Linked DNA regions of Homo sapiens: all the other regions are linked to region 2. A link is a loop called in an ENCODE intact Hi-C map of the cell type or tissue named here. Cell type or tissue: B cell. All regions are shown on one strand. Region 1 holds the start of MEX3D (mex-3 RNA binding family member D). Region 2 holds the start of PCSK4 (proprotein convertase subtilisin/kexin type 4). Region 3 holds the start of MBD3 (methyl-CpG binding domain protein 3).

Region 1 (5,000 bases), 78 kb after region 2:
ACAGGCTCCCAGACACTCCGCACAGGGCAGCTGTCCCGTTCTAGGCCCTGGGTATGGGACATGGAGGCCGGGTGGAAGGCCTCAATGGGGAGGCAGTAACAGGATGGTAGGGCGCCCTCCTGCCAGGGGGTCCCACCAAGGGCAGCCAGCAGGACTGAGACAGAACCCAGTCCCTCCCCACCCACCACTCCAGAGCATGCTTCCTGGGGCCAGCACCATGCCTGACCCTCCGTGGGTCCCCACATGAGCTGGACAAATGAACGACCAAAAGACAGGAGGCTGTGGTGCCCCACCCACCTGGACCGAGGGAAAGGGCGGAGGGGAGGGCGCCCTGGTGGTCCCCCGCCTGAGGCCAGGGCCATAGATGACCTTGCAATCCCAGCCCCCCACACCTTTCTCTGGCCTGGATTCCCGAGGGCCCCGGGGAGGCAGGGACCCCCAGCCCAAGTGTCCTGCGGCCCCACCACCAGCCCCGCCAAGGCCCCACCCCAAGTTCTAGAACCTGGCTGATCACTGGCGGTCAGCGGGGACCCAGGAGCGGGGAGGGGTGGCGGGAAGGCAGGAGAAAGTTGAGGGAGGCAGGCGGGCGGGTGGCTAACGGGGTGGTGGGTGTGAGCTGGGCCAGGCACTGCCCACCACCCGCCCGCCCGCCCCGCAGCTCGGGGGCCAATGAGCAGCGGCCGGCCTGATGTCACCCTGCAAATCTCAGCCTCGCTCTCTAACAAAGAGAACAATGGGGCGGCCAGAGGGAAGCTCCGACGATGCCACCGCTGGACCCCACACCCGGGGCCTGCCGCCCGCCGGCCTGCCCAGCAGGCTGCACCCCAGAAGTGGCTTTGACAGCCGGTCCTTCCCCAGGCCCCGAAATCCCTGACTCGGGGCCAGAGAGTGGAGCAGGGACCCTCTCCTGCCCGGTCCCGTCCCCACCCCAGTCAGGGCCCCAGGCTGGAGACTGAGACGTGCGCTCTTTGTACTGTCAGCCTTCTCTCCCGGTCCTGCAGGCGGCCCCCCTAAGCCACCCCTAAACCTGCGCTTGCCCCGCCCCGCCGCCTGTGCTGGGTGTGGGGCGCCCCCCGCCCGGCCGGAGCCCCGGGCCCTCGAGCCCCTCTCTGGGGTGCCCCTGCGGGCGGCCGAGGGCCTGGGCTGCGGCGCGGCTCCCCGGAGCCTTTCCGGGCTGGAGGCGGCCCAGACAAAGGCGGCGGCGGGGCCGGAGCGCGCAGGGGAGGAGCGCGGGCTGCGCCCAACTTTCTCCCGCGGCGGCTGCAGGACAAAGGCGCAAAGGCAGCGGCCGAGGCCGGAGCCCACGCGGGGCGTGTCCGGTGCGGGGCGTCCGGCGCGGGCTGGGCTGGGCTCGGGCGACCCCCTTCCCCGGGGCGGACGGTGCGGGGACCCCCAGGACAGCAACCCCCGACGAGGGCCACTCACCCTGGCGACCCACGATCTCGGCGACGTGCTCGGAGCTGGGCACCGGGACGCACTCGGTCATGTTGACGCTTTTCTTGCGGCTGCCGATCACGCTCATCTGGTCGGCCAGCAGCGTCGGGGGCCCCAGGGCCGCGGGGTGGGGCGCGAAGCCCGCGAACACGTCGGGGGGCGACGGCCGGGGCGGCGGCGGCGGCGGGGGACTCGCGTTGGGGTCCAGCAGCGGCAGCGACCCGGGGGCCACGGCGGGGGCCAGGGTCGGGGGCGCGCCGGCCTCAGGTCCGTCGGGGGGCACAGGCTCCGGAGCCGCCCCGCCGTCCGCGCCCCCCGCCGCCGCTGCGCCGTCCCCGGCCGCCCCCTCCTCGTCCGTGTCGCCAGCGCCCCCCAGCCCGAGCGCCGACAGCTGGTCCAGCGCCAGGCGGAGCGCGGCGGCCGCGTCGTCGGGTTCGGGCGGCGGCCGGGGCGCGGGCGCGGCCTCCTGGGCGCCCTCGGGCGGGGGCGCAGGTCCGGGTCCGGGGTCCTCCCCCGCCGCCCCCACGCCGCCGCCGCCGCCGCCCCCGCCCCCGCCGCCGTCGGGCTGGCCGAGCGAGCTGGGCATGGCGGGAGCTAGCGCTGGGGCCCGCGCTCCTGCCGCCCGCGCCGCCGCCGCCGCCCGCGCCGCCCTCCGCCTCTGCGAGCTGGGCCGCCGGCCGCCTGCATCCAGCGGCGGGGGCGGGCACGGGGGGCCGGGCGGGCGGGGCGGCGGCGGCGCGGGGCTGCTCGGGGCCGGGCCGGGCCGGGCCGGGCGGCGGCAGCGACTCTGGCTGCGGCTCGGCGGCGGCGGCGACGGCGGCGGCGGCTCCTCGGCGGCCGAGGCGGCGGCGGCGGCGCGGGACGCTCCTTCCCTCCCGCCGCCTCCCGCGGCCCCGCCCCGGCCCCGCCCCCGCGACGTCACGCCGCGGCCCAACAATGGGCGGCCCCCAGGGCGCAGGCGCGCGGGGCGGGGCCGGGGCGGGGCCGGCGCCGGGCACGTGGTCCAGGCCCCGCCTCCGCCCGGCGCTCGGGCGGGAACCCGGGCGCATCCGCACGTGCGGGCGCTGCTGCAGGTGTGTGCGGCTCAGCCCCTGCCTGGACAGCGCTCCCTCCCCAAGCCTGAGAGTCCCTGCCTCGCGCGCCCCAGGGCCCGAGGTCCCGCTCCCCAATTTCCCCTAGAGATCCGGGTCGCCCCCAAGCGAGGTCTCTTGCTCCACGCCCGCTTCCTTGTGCCAGGGACCCCCACCTCCCTGCATAAAGGCGTGGGGTCCTCTCCAAGTCCCCCTCGCGATCCCACTGGACTTCGAAGTCAGGCTCCTGCCCGCCCACCGCCTCTGTGCCAGGGTCCAACCCCCGCCCCACGGTGCACCCCCCAGGGCCTGGGGTCCCAGTCCCCAAGTACCCCTTGCTATCAGGTGGGCTTTAGGGTCAGGCCCCTGCCCCACCCCCAGCCTCTGTGCCAGGGACAGCTCCACAATCATGCACACCCCAGGGCCTGAGGTCCCTCTCCCCTAGTCTCTCCTAGCTCCCCTCTGGCTGGCTCCCGGCTTTGGGATCAGGCCACCTCCTCCACGCCACCTCCTCCGCCCCACCCAAGGCCACAGACCCGGTCTCTGTGCCCCCAGCCAGAGACCTCTCTACCACAGTGGTGCTTCCATGGCGAGGGCAGGCTCACACCAGCCAGAACCCTCCATGTGGAGCCCCACCCTCTTCTGGGGTGCCTTTCCCCGCAACGGGCGTTGTCCACCTCTAAAGCCACCCTTGCCGGGCGCGGTGGCTCATGCCTGTCATCCCAGCAGTTTGGGAGGCCGAGGCGGGTGGATCACGAGGTCAGGAGTTAGAGACCAGCCTGGCCAACATGGTGAAACCCCCGACTCTACTAAAAATACAAAAATTAGCCAGGCGTGGTGGCGCGCACCTGTAATCCCAGCTACTCAGGAAGCTGAGGCAGGATAATTGCTTGAACCCTGGAGGTGGTGGTTGCAGTGAGTCGAGATTGCACCACTGCACTCCAGCCTGGTTGACAGAGCAAGACTCCTCTCAAAAAAAAAAAAAAAAAAAAAAAATAGCCGCTTTCCCAGCGGCTCTTCCTCCAGCTGTCCTTCGGGGCCTTCCTTGCACCTGTGGGGTTTTTTGTGATAAACCTGTCTGGCTGGGTCTACCTGCCCCCCTCTTCTACCAGACCTGTCCCTGGCTGGCTGTGCAAACTTGGACCGAAGGCAGGGCTCTCTGGGCAGGAGTGGGGCAGCCTGCCCCTTTGCCTAGCAAGGCTTCTCCTCTGTCCCCTCCCCCCGCCTCACACACCCTGGGTCCCCCTCAGCCACTCTTCTAGTCCCTCAGCCACAGCCACCCACTGCTGGGCCCTTCACTTTTGGTGGCTTCTCTGCCCACTTCTTCCAGGCAGGCAGGGTCAGGATCCCCCTGCCTGGAGCCCTTCCCCACCCAAAATCTCTCTCCTGACCCCAGGCTGCATCCAGCCCCACTTCCCCTCCTGGGGTCCTGGACTTCTCTTTCGTGCACGCCCATGCTTGGAATTGTTTTTCTATCTCTCTTTCTTTCTCTCTTTCTTTTTTTCTCTTTCTTTCCTTTTTTTCTTTCTTTCTTCCTTTCTTTCTTTTCTTTTTCTTTCTTTCTCTTTCCTTTCTTTCTCTTTTTTCTTTTCCTTTTCTTTCTTTCCTTTTTTTCTTTCTCTTCCTTTTCTTTTTTCTGTCTTTCTTTCCTTCTTTCTTTTCTTTCTTCTCCTTCCTTCCTTGCTTCCTTCCTTTTCTTTCATCCTTTATTTCGTTCTTCATTTCTTCTTTTCTCTCCCTTCCTTCCTTCCTTCCTTCTTTCTTTCTTTTTTTTTTTTTAGACGGAGTCTCGCTCTGTCACCCAGGTTGGAGTGCAGTGGTGCAGTCTTGGCTCACTGCAAGCTCCGCCTCTGGGTTCACGCCATTCTCCTGTCTCAGCCTCCCGAGTGGCTGGGACTACAGGTGCCTGACGCCACACCCAGCTAATTTTTTGTATTTTTTGTAGAGACAGGGTTTCACCGTATCAACCAGGATTCTCCCTTCCTTCTCTGCTCCCCTCCCCTCTCCTCTCCTTTCCTTTTCTTTCTTTTTCGGACAGAGTCTTGCTCTGTTGCCCAGGCTGGGGTGCAGTGGCTATTCACAGGTGTGACCCCAGGACAGATCAGCATGAGAGCTTTGACCAGCTCCGTCTCTGACTTGGGTAGGTTCAGCCCTCCTTAGGCAACCTGGTGGTCCTCCCAGTCCAGGGAGGTCATCATATTAATGTAGACGCTGGATCAGCATAGCTCACTACAGCTCAGAACTCCCGAGCTCAAGCAATCCTCCCGCCTCAGCCTCCTGAGTAGCTGGGACCACAGGTGTGCACCACCACACCGGGCTACTTTTTGTATTTGTAGAGACAGGGTCCTTTTTGTTGCCCGGGCTAGTCTTGAACTCCTAACCTCAAGCAATCCTCCTGCCTCAGCCTCCCAAACTGCTGGGACTACAGGTGGGTAACACTATGCCCAGCCACTTGCAATTATTAATGGCATTGTCAGCCGGGCGCCGGGCGCGGTG
Region 2 (5,000 bases):
GCGTCGTTGCTGCCGCGGGTGACTGCAGGTCCCCGGGTCCCCACCCCACTCTCTCCCCCATCCCTGTTCTAGATCCTTCTATCTCTCTCCTGCATCACTTCCTTATTTTTTTTCTTTTTTTGAGACAGAGTCTTGTTCTGTCGCCCAGGCTGGGGTGCAGTGGCGCAATCTTGGCTCACTGCAACCTCTGCCTCCTGGGTTCAAGCGATTCTCCTACCTCAGCCTCCCAAGTAGCTGGGACTACAGGCGCACACCACCATGCCCGGCTAATTTTTGTACATTTAGTAGAGATGGGGTTTCGCCATGTTGATCAGGCTGGTCTCGAACTCCTGAGCTTAAGTGATCTGCCTGCCTTGGCCTCCCGAAGTGCCGGGATTACAGGCATGAACCACCACGCCAGGCCTGGCTTCTCTCTTGCAAACCACATCAGGAACTGGCCACTGCTCTCCCTCCCGGTGCTGTAAGCAGGCAGCTGTCCAGTCCTGTTCAAGGCACTTCCTGGCCTCCGAGGGCTTCCCAGGCTCCATCCCAACCCCTCAGCTTGACATCCCAGGCATTTTCTAGACAGGGCCCAGCCCGATGGGACCCAGGCCCCTTTCTGAGCGCCTGGACACTGCGTCCTGAGGGCCACTGGGTGACTGTAAGCCTCCTACTTTTTTTTTTTTTTTTTTTGAGACGGAGTCTCGCTCTGTCGCCCAGGCTGGAGTGCAATGGCGCGATCTCGGCTCACTGCAAGCTCCGCCTCCCGGGTTCACACCATTCTCCTGCCTAAGCCTCCTGAATAGCTGGGACTACAGGCGCCTGCCACCATGCCCGGCTAATTTTTTTGTATTTTCAGTAGAGACAGGGTTTCACCGTGTTCGCTAGGATCTCGTCTCGATTTCCTGACCTTGTGATCCGACCGCCTCCGCCTCCCAAAGTGCTGGGATTACAGGCGTGAGCCACCGCGCCGGGCCAAGCCTCCTACTCTTTGGAACCCATTACGGTGTCGTAAAATCCCCTTCCCTCCATCCCATGACCTAGACGGTGGGGAAGTCACGCCGTCTGTCCCTCCTTACCAGAGCCCCTGGGGCCCAGAGGAGGGAGGGGGAGGACAAGAGGTGCCCACTGTGTACCAGGCCCTGGCAGGCGCCATGATTTCCGTATCTGGGTCTTCCTGCCTCCTCTTGCTGTATAGACTTGGGGCCCGGGCGGGTCTGAGCCACAGAAAGCACACAGCTGTTCATAACAACCACGAGAACCACAGAAGATGGCTGGTGGCCCCAGGAGGCAGCTGAGACCCCGGGCAGGGGGTTGGCCTCCAGGCCAGGCTCACCTTGGGGTTTTTCTTCAGGTGCAGGCGGTGGCCCCAGTGCGGGGTCAGGGACTGCTGGACCACGCCCCGGTGCCGCAGGTGAAAGTACTGCCCGTCAGGGAAGATCTGGGGATGTGGGGAAGCGGCCGCACCGATGGGACCCGGCTCCCCTGCTGAAGCCCCCGAGGGCCGGTAACAGCCCCCTTCTTTGTCCTTCCCCAGCAGGTGCTCTCTGGGAGTCCCAGAAGCTGAGCTTGGCTGAGGCAGGGGTGGGCTGGGACTCTTGATATTTAGAAGACCTTGTGGGCTCCCTCCCCCTTGTCGGGGTCTAGGGTTGTTCAGTCCCCTCCAAGCCCCCACTTCCCGTCTATCCCGGTCCCACCCACCGGCCCCAGGTTGACGAAGCCGAATTTGCGTGCCAGGCGCTCGACCTCCCGGTTACCCTGGGACACCTGGACGGCCCAGCTGCTGACATAGATGGGGGCTCGGACCGGGGCCCACCCCACAGCCCGGGGGCGGACAAGGGCCAGGGCCAAGACCAGGCGCAGCCACAGCGCAATCGGGGCGGGCCGCATGGAGGCGGGGCGGGAGCGGGGCCTGCGCAAATCCCCTCCCTCCCGCCAAACCGCCGAGTGGGCCCAGGCGTCCGACCCGCCCCCGGCGCCATAGCAACGCAGAAGGCTTCGACTCCCAGGGGGCCTTGCGGCTACTCAGCCAGGAGGGGCGCGAAGATCTAACAGAAGCGGGAGAGGGACGCACGCCTGCCCGTCTTCCGCAGACCCACACCCTCGGGAGCCTCAGTTTTCCCATTTGTACAACGACAAGACTAACCCAGAGAAGCGGGTTCACTGTTGCGATAACGCGTCCTACCCTTTGTTTGACCTCTCCCACTTTCCAACACACCCCTCCTTCGAGAATCAGCCCGGCCTCCTGTCCGGCCTAATCAGAATCATTCTTTTGCGTAATCCCGCCTCCTCCGATAAGCCTCGCCCCGTTCCCGCCCCTACCATTCCGCCCTGCCTCCTTTGTGATCAGCCCCGCCCTCCACTGGTCTCGCCAATGAATCGCGTCCCGTTTCTCCAATCGGCTCGGATGTTTCTTTAGCCCCTCCCCCCGGTTCCGCCCCCCCACGCCTCTCCTCGCCCTGGCTCCACCCTTCAGCCAATAATCCCATCCTCTGACACCGCCCTTCCAATCAGCTACGTCTCGCTCCGGCCCGGCCAATCGGTGCCCTGGGCCGCCGCGCCCCGCCCTCTCCCGGCGGGGTCTGGGCAGCGGCGGCCGTGGCGGAGGGCTATGCGGCGGGGGAGACGGGGCAGGCCCCTCCTCCTTTGTCCGCCCTGCCCTCCCATTGGTCCTAGCGGGGGGCCGGGGGCGGACACCGGCGCGGGGCCGGAGCATCGCGGCTCAGGCTGCGGGAAAGCGGTGCGCGTGCAGCGGGGTGGGTGCCCTGGTCCGCGGGCGAGCTCGAGCAGCCAACCCCGGGCGCGTCGGGGCCATGGACGGCCTGAGGCAGCGCGTGGAGCACTTCCTGGAGCAAAGGAACCTGGTCACCGAAGTGCTGGGGGCGCTGGAGGCCAAGACCGGGGTGGAGAAGCGGTATCTGGCTGCAGGTGAGCCGTCGGCGCTAGCCCGTTTCGCCGACGGGCACACCGAGGCCATGGGCCTGGGGGTCGCAGACCGGACTCCTTCCCCGGCTACGGGGTCCGGTCCGGCCGGTGGAGCGCGCGAGGTGACTGGGACCTCGAGGTCCGCCCGCAGCCCTTCCCTTGCCCGCGCCCTGCGACCCTGCTCCCGGGCCACCCCTCTCTAGCTTCCGCCCCTGGCCGCCCCCCGACGCCTCCTTCCGGGCGCTGGGTGCCTGCCATGCCGAAGTCCGGTTCTTCCAGTTGCCCAGTGGCCCCAGAGGGGTCGGGATGCCAGTGTCCTGCGCGTTTCGCCGTCCCCCTTCCCCCGTGGACCCCGGCCTGGCTGCAACAGTAGAGATCTTCCCGTTTTTCTGAGGGGAGGCTCCTGGCGGGAAGGGGAACGGACCGTCCTGGGGGCCTGCCCAGGACCCTTCTCCTTTCCTCCTCCTCTCCTGCCCTAGCTCACCTTCCCCCAGCTCAATGGCTTAGTGCCACCGAGCGTAAATGTTTGTTAAGACGGAGTTGGGTTGTCTGACGGCTGTGATGTGGGGAGGCTGGACTGGGGCCCACAGAGCCGGAGATCCAGGCACCCCGATTGTGACTCCATTACAGTTCTTCCGTGACTTTCACCCTTGGTGACGCTGCGCGCCCCTTCCCCTTTCCAAATCTCTAGCAAGAGCATGTAGTAAACGCTCCTTAAATGCCTCCCTCCCCACCTTTAAAACTTTTTTTTGAGACCGAGTCTTGCTCTGCTGCCCAGGCTGGAGTGCAGTGGTGTGATCTTGGCTCACTGCAACCTCCACCTCCTGGGTTCAAGCGATTCTCCTGCCTCAGTCTACCAAGTAGCTGGGATTACAGGTACCCACCACCATGCCCGGCTAACTTTTGTATTTTTAGCCGTTCAACATGGTGAAACGGGGTTTCACCATGTTGGCCAGGCTGGTCTTGAACTCCTGGCCTCAGGTGATCTGCCCACCTCGGCCTCCCAAACTGCTGGGATTACAGGCATGAGCCACCTTGCCTGGCCTAAAACTTTTTAAAATTAACTTTTTTAAGAGACAGGGTCTCACTATGTTACCCAGACTAGTCTTAAACTTCTGGGCTCAAGCGATCCTCCTGCCTCAGCCTCCCAAAGCTCTGGGATTACAGGTGGAAGCCACTGCACCCAGCCTTTCTTCCGTTTGTGTGGTGCTCCCAGCCCCACTGGCTCTGCCTTCTCTTCCAGGAAGCTCCGCAGAATGACTCACAAGGACTTGCTCTGGGCCTGGGGTATTCTGGGTAGAGGACAGTGCCACTTTTTTGAGCACCTTCTGCAGGTGGATCCCAGGAGTCCAGTTCCCCCCCAATTTTCCCACCATCTGGGGGTTCCCATGCCAGGCAGCGCCAGAACAGTCTGAAGTCTGTGCCCACACCCTGGAGGTCCCCAGGTGCCTGGTCCCATGTGCAGCGCAGCAGGTGGCATGGGCATGGCCCGGCTGTGCCTGCCCCCGGGAGCAGGTCCCTGACCTCTGCCCTCCCTTTCCACATCCCTGGGGCTAGTGGGCAGGAATTTAGGTCGTAGAGCGCCCAGGAGGCAGGCAGCAGGGAGGGGCTGCCTGGGGCACCGTGTCACCAGAGACGAAACTGAGGCACAGGGAGGCAGGGGCTGCCTCTGTGCCTGTTCTGTCTGAAGCATACAGTCCTCCACCCTGCCCACCCCCAGTCCCATCTGCTGCTAATCTTGGGGGCTGGGCCTCCCTCCACAGTTCTGATGTCCAAGGTCATCCTCCCGTCGCTGAAGCTGCAGGAAAAGGGATTTAGGGGAGGGACGCCCTGGGAGAGTCATTCCTCCCCACGAGCCAGGCCCGGGGAGAGATGGCAGTCCCTCATCCCCATCTCCCACCTCCTTTAAATTGACAAATCCCACACCCCTGGGTAACATACGAAGAAACTCAGAGGGGACAGTGACTGGGAGGCCACTCCTGGGACCAGCTGGGGGACTCCTCCTACCCCTGACCTTGGGTGCTTTTGGATAAAGACTAAAGCAGGTGGGAGGGGCTGGGGGGACTTGGGCCTCTGCCCTTTGGTCCAGAAGTGGC
Region 3 (5,000 bases), 100 kb after region 2:
CTGACGCAGAATTGGGTTGAACCCAGGAGGCAGAGGTTGCAGTGAGCCGAGATCATGACACTGCACTCCAGCCTGGGCGACAGAGCAAGACTGTGTCTCCAAAAAAAAAAAAAAAAAAAAAAGGTGTAAGGCGAACAAGAGACACACACAGACCACAGCCTGGTTGTTAAGACTGGGGGTGGGCGCACAAGGCAGTGGTAAATGGGCCTGGGGTTCTTTCTAGGGTGATGGAAATTCTAAAATTGAATCTGAGGATAGCTGCCTATATCCGTAAATATGTGAATATGCTGAAAAACCATTGACTCGTGCACTTTAAATGACTGTATTGTATGGTACATAAAACTGTATCTCGATAACACCTTCTCAAAAAGAATAAATGCAGTGGCTCACACCTGTAATCCCAGCACTTTGGGAAGCAAAGGAGGGCCAATCACCTGAGATCAGGAGTTCGAGACCAGCCTGACCAACATGGTGAAACCCCATCTCGACTAAAAATACAAAAGTAGCCGGGCGTGGTGGCACATGCCTGTAATCCCAGCTAGCTGGGAGGCCGAGGCAGGAGAATTGCTTGAACTCAGGAGGTGGAGGTCGCAGTGAGCCCAGATTGCAGCATTGCACTGCAACATTGCACTCTAGCCTGGGCAACAAGAACGAAACTCGGTCTCAAAAAAAAAAAAAAAAAAAAAAAAGAAGGCAGGCGCAGTGGCTTTCATCTGTAATCCCAGCACTTTGGGAGGCCAAGGAGGGCAGATCACCTGAGGTCAGGAGTTCAAGACCAGCCTGGCCAACATGGTGAAACCCCGTCTCTATTAAAAATATAAAAATTAGCTGGGGGTTGTGGTGGGGGCCTGTAATCCCAGCTACTCAGGAGTCTGAGGCAGGAGAATCGCTTGAACTCAGGAGGTGGAGGCTGCAGTCAGCCGAGATTGCACCACTGCATTCCACCCTGGGTGACAAAGCGGGACTACTTCTCAAAATAAATAAATAATAATGAACATAAAAAATTAGCTGGGCATGGTGGCACATGCCTGTAGTCCCAGCTATGCTGGAGGCTTAGGAGGCAGGATCGCTTGAGCCCAGGAGGTCAAGGAATGCAGTGAGCTGTGACTGCACCACTGCACTCCAGCCTGGGTGACAGAACAAGACCCTGTCTCACAATGAATAAATGAATGAATGAATGCAAATGCAAGATAGAGGGGGTTAGTGGTTACCAGGGGCTGGGGGAGTAACAAGTGGGGAGTGACTGCTAATGAGGACAGAGCTGCTTTTCAGGGTGATGAGAATGTTCTGGAATTAGATAGCGGTGATGGTTGCACAACTTTGTCAATGTACTAAAAACCACTGGGGGCCGGGTGTGGTGGCTCAGGCCTGTAATCCCAGCACTTTGGGAGGCTGAGGTGCTGGGGTCAGGAGTTCGAGACCAGTCTGGCCAACATGGCGAAACCCCTTCTCTACTAAAAATACAAAAATTAGCCGGGCATGGTGGCAGACGCCTGTAATCCCAGCTACTCGGGAGGCTGAGGCAGAAGAATCGCTTGAACCCGGGAGGTGGAGGTTGCAGTGGGCTGGGATTGCGTCACTGCACTGTGGCCTGGGCCAAGAGTGAAACTCCATCTCCAAAAAAAAACCCCACTGAATTGTACATTTCTAAAAAGTGGCTTTGGCCAGGCAGTGGCTCATGCCTGTAATCCCAGCACTTTGGGAGGCTGAGGCGGGTTAACTGCTTGAGTCCAGGAATTCGAGACCAGTCTAGTCTAGGCAACACAGCAAAACCCCATCTCTATAAAAATAAGCCAGGTATGGTGGCACGTGCCTGTAATTCCCACTACTTGGGAGGCTGAGCTGAGAGGGTCGCCTGAGCCTGGGAGGTCAAGAATGCGTAAGCCGTGATTGTACCACTGCACTCCAGCCTGGGTGAGACCCTGTCTCAAAGAAAAAAAACAAAAAAGGTAGCTTTTGTGGAATGTGAATTATATCTCAATTTTAAATAAAGGTTATGCCCATCTATTGACACAAAATGATGTCCCTGAGATTTTATTCAATGAAAAAAGAACAGCCTTGATAAAACCACACGTATAGAAAAAAGTGGGCAACATGGCCTGAACTCTCCCCAGGCACCCCCAACAGAAAACGCAGTCTGGGAGCCTGCAGCCTCAGATGAAGGGCTGGGTTGAGGCCCCAGACCTGCAGAGGGCGGCTCTGGGCTGCCTGGCTTCACCCTCTGCAGAGAAACCTGAAATCTCTAGCCTGTAGAGGAGCTTCTCCCTGCTTTTCTCCACTGCTAGACCCTCATGCTCAGGGCCAGGGCCCAGAGTGGGAATGAGAGAGGTGGGGTGATGACAGCCTCAGGATACTCCGCTCAAGCTGGCCTTGGTTCTAGCTCCCAAGCTGCAGCCACCTCTTAGGGGGTTCCTGCTGCCTGGACGCCTCTCCCTGTCACTCAATGTCACGTCCTCAGAGAAGCCCTCCCTGACCCCAGTCTCATTCAGGCCCCGTCATCTGCCCTCCCAGATTTCAGCATGTGTCACTGCAGATCTCAGGACGTGTACAGGGTTCCAGCTCATAAGGGTACACATTTGGGGACCAAGTTTCCCCTCTCTTGCTGTCCTCCAACTTTCCAGGAACCAGTCCCTGAGCTCCTCCTGCAGGACGAGGCCCCACACATTGCTTCTGATCACAGCCATCCTTTCCCCGCTCACTTTTCTCACTTTATCTCCCCAAACCGGGACAGTCAAGAACCACAGAGGACCGAAGTGCACAGTGGACGGAGCGGTCGTTCTGCCCCTCCTTGGCTCGTGGAAACCACCCGCCCTCACCTGGGCGGTCTCCTGCCCACGACCCCGAGCTGTGGGAAAAAGGGGGACCAGCCGCACACCCCCCTTTACCCAGGTGCTCGGCACATGGCAGGCGTCCTCCGCTTTCCCCTCCTGGGGGACCTGAAGGCGCCACGGGACACTGAACCAAGGGGAGGGCGCAATCAAAGCTGGCCCAGAATCAAAAGCATCTTTCCCGAGCCAGGAAAAAAAAAAAAAAGAGGACAAACAGCAGGTGGCCGACTGTCTGGGACTTGGCTGCAGCAGGCGACTAAGTCTTTGTTCCACGGAGGGGGTTCCCTGCGACCTTTCAGAGCAGCGCCTTGTTCCAATTTGGGGACGGGGGGGTCTCTGAAAGCCTTCCACCACCAGTAACATCCACGCAAAGACTACCGTTAGGTGGGCTCGGAAAGTCGAAAGCCTCAGGTCTCCACCCTGAGGGGGCCACGACCCAAGAGGACCAGAGGCCTCGGAAGGAGTCAAGGGGAATACCTTTAAAAAAAGCAACGCTGCGTGGGAGACCAGTCACCCTGAGGCGCTTATTCCCAGGACTGGGGCGAGCCCAAGAACCCGTATTTTCACGCACGCCCTCCCCGATCCGCCCATGAGCCCTGCTCCCCGAAATCCCGGCTGGCCACCCCCTCGGGCTCCGCGCCACCCCAGGAGCGCCCCAAGAAGGCACCCCCTGCGTCTCACGGGAACCAAAGGGACAGCCCACCCTCCACCCCTGCCCCCCGGTAGCATCTGGCCGCCGCCAGGCGCCCCTGGCCCAGCGCGCACGAACAAAGGCCGCAGTCGCCGTCCGGCAGCCAGTCCCTGAACGGCCGGCCGAAAGCCATGCGGCCCAACAAGCGGCGCACGCGCACTGGGCCTCCGCGCGCCGGGCGCACACGCACGCAAGACGCACGCACGCACGCACGACGCACGCGCGGGGCCCAGGCCGCGGCCCGGGGCAGGGGCGCCGAGGCCGCCGCAGAGGCCGCTGGGAGGAGCCCGTTGAGGCCCTGCGCGGCCGGCGCGCTCATTCACCTATAGTAAAAGACATCCCTGTGGCCGGCCGACAGCCCCGACCTTCTGGGCACTTCTTCCCTCTCCCAGCCCTGCGGGAGCGCCGGGCACTCCCACCTCTTCCGCTCCATTGCGCCCGGCTCCTCGGCCCGCCGCCGGGCCCGCCGCCGCCGCCCGGACCCCCACTCGCCGCCGCCGCCTCAGCTGCCTCCGCTGCCGCTGCCGCCGCCGCCACTTGCCGCGGCTGTTCCGGCCCGCGGGCCCCCGCCCTCCGCCCCCAGCCGGGCGCGCGCCGGCTTTGCCGCCCTTTCGGCCCCCTCCCCGCGCTCGCCAGCCCCCGCTCGGGGGGCCCGCTCCGCCCACCCGCCCGCGCGGGGCCCCGCGCTGCGCAGCCGCGGCGCCATGCCCCCGCCCCTCTACGGCCCCGCCAATCAGCGCGCTGGGAGGGGGCGGGGCCTTAAGTGGCGTGCGCGCCTGCGCGCTGTGCCTTGCGAGCTGCCAGTGCCCAGCAGCTGTGCCCGGAGTCCGCGCGGCTCCTTTTACTGTGCCCTGTCTCTGCCGGCCGCCTGGTGCGCGTGCGCGGGGACATGCTTTCGGACTAGTGGGGTCCTTTCCTCCGACCTTTCTCCAGCCCAAGTCTTGGGGACTCTGGCCCAGTGACTGGACCTCGACTTCCCCGCCCTCCTGGTCTCCCAGCTTCCGAGCTTTTTACGAGCGTCCAAATCTGGGGGACTTCCCCCGTGACCACCCCTTCCACGCCCCCAAGTTCCCTCCAGTAGCTTTTTTTTTTTTGAGACGGGGTCTCTGTCACCCAGGCTGGAGTGCAGAGGCGCGATCTTGGCTCACTGTAGCCTCCGCCTCCCGGGTTCAAGTTGTTATGCCTCAGCCTCCCAAGTAGCTGGTTCCACGGACGGCTAATTTTTGTAGTTTTAGTAGAGACGGGATTTCACCATGTTGGCCAGGCTGGACTCGAACTCCTTACTTCAGGTGATCAGCCCACTTCGGCCTCCCAAAGCGCTGGGATTACAGGCGTGAGCCACTGCGCCCCGTCCAGCTGCTTTTTGAACCCTCAAAATCCAGGAATCTGAGCACCCCCCCCCAGCTCCCCGACCACCCCCTGCACCTTAGTCCAGCCACCATCTCTGGCCGGGAGAGTTCCAGGACCTTCCTGCGGAATCG

The links. Hi-C counts contacts between places; a loop is a spot of excess contacts. Peaks named below come from ENCODE experiments on the same cell type or tissue, not always from the same donor. Only the 100,000 strongest peaks of a DNase experiment are listed, where the experiment ranks them.
Region 1: it touches region 2 in a loop (25-fold over the local background); 4 of 110 quality-filtered maps call a loop at or near these places.
Region 3: a loop joins it to region 2, with 15 times the contacts of the local background. A loop is called at or near these places in 4 of 110 quality-filtered maps.

The regions. Positions count from the first base shown.
Region 1 is chr19:1,566,039-1,571,038 of GRCh38, forward strand. MEX3D (mex-3 RNA binding family member D) reads right to left here and starts at 2,287. Exons shown (of 2, transcript NM_203304.4): 1 at 1,426-2,287. The coding sequence starts at 2,020. It also overlaps the pseudogene RN7SL477P. RefSeq lists silencers at 2,287-2,476, 2,517-2,566. In B cell, CTCF peaks have their summits at 4,195 and 4,396; DNase peaks (open chromatin) are centred at 1,403, 2,413 and 3,696; H3K4me3 peaks cover 435 bases; H3K27me3 peaks cover 1,553 bases.
Region 2 is chr19:1,488,478-1,493,477 of GRCh38, forward strand. It overlaps PCSK4 (proprotein convertase subtilisin/kexin type 4), which reads right to left and starts at 1,873. Exons shown (of 15, transcript NM_017573.5): 1 at 1,681-1,873; 2 at 1,316-1,420. The coding sequence starts at 1,869. It overlaps REEP6 (receptor accessory protein 6), which reads left to right and starts at 2,704. Exons shown (of 5, transcript NM_138393.4): 1 at 2,704-2,907. The coding sequence starts at 2,793. RefSeq lists silencers at 1,613-2,042, 2,263-2,802, 2,833-2,952. In B cell, no CTCF peak of the experiment used is centred here; DNase peaks (open chromatin) are centred at 1,315 and 2,354; H3K4me3 peaks cover 1,921 bases; H3K27ac peaks cover 668 bases; H3K27me3 peaks cover 714 bases.
Region 3 is chr19:1,588,680-1,593,679 of GRCh38, forward strand. It overlaps MBD3 (methyl-CpG binding domain protein 3), which reads right to left and starts at 4,186. Exons shown (of 7, transcript NM_001281453.2): 1 at 3,843-4,186. The coding sequence starts at 3,952. RefSeq lists enhancers at 2,210-3,199, 4,577-4,626 and silencers at 3,437-3,536, 3,677-3,976, 4,137-4,186, 4,257-4,326. In B cell, CTCF peaks have their summits at 2,159 (motif pointing right) and 2,362; DNase peaks (open chromatin) are centred at 2,342, 2,472, 3,772 and 4,262; H3K4me3 peaks cover 2,391 bases; H3K27ac peaks cover 2,062 bases.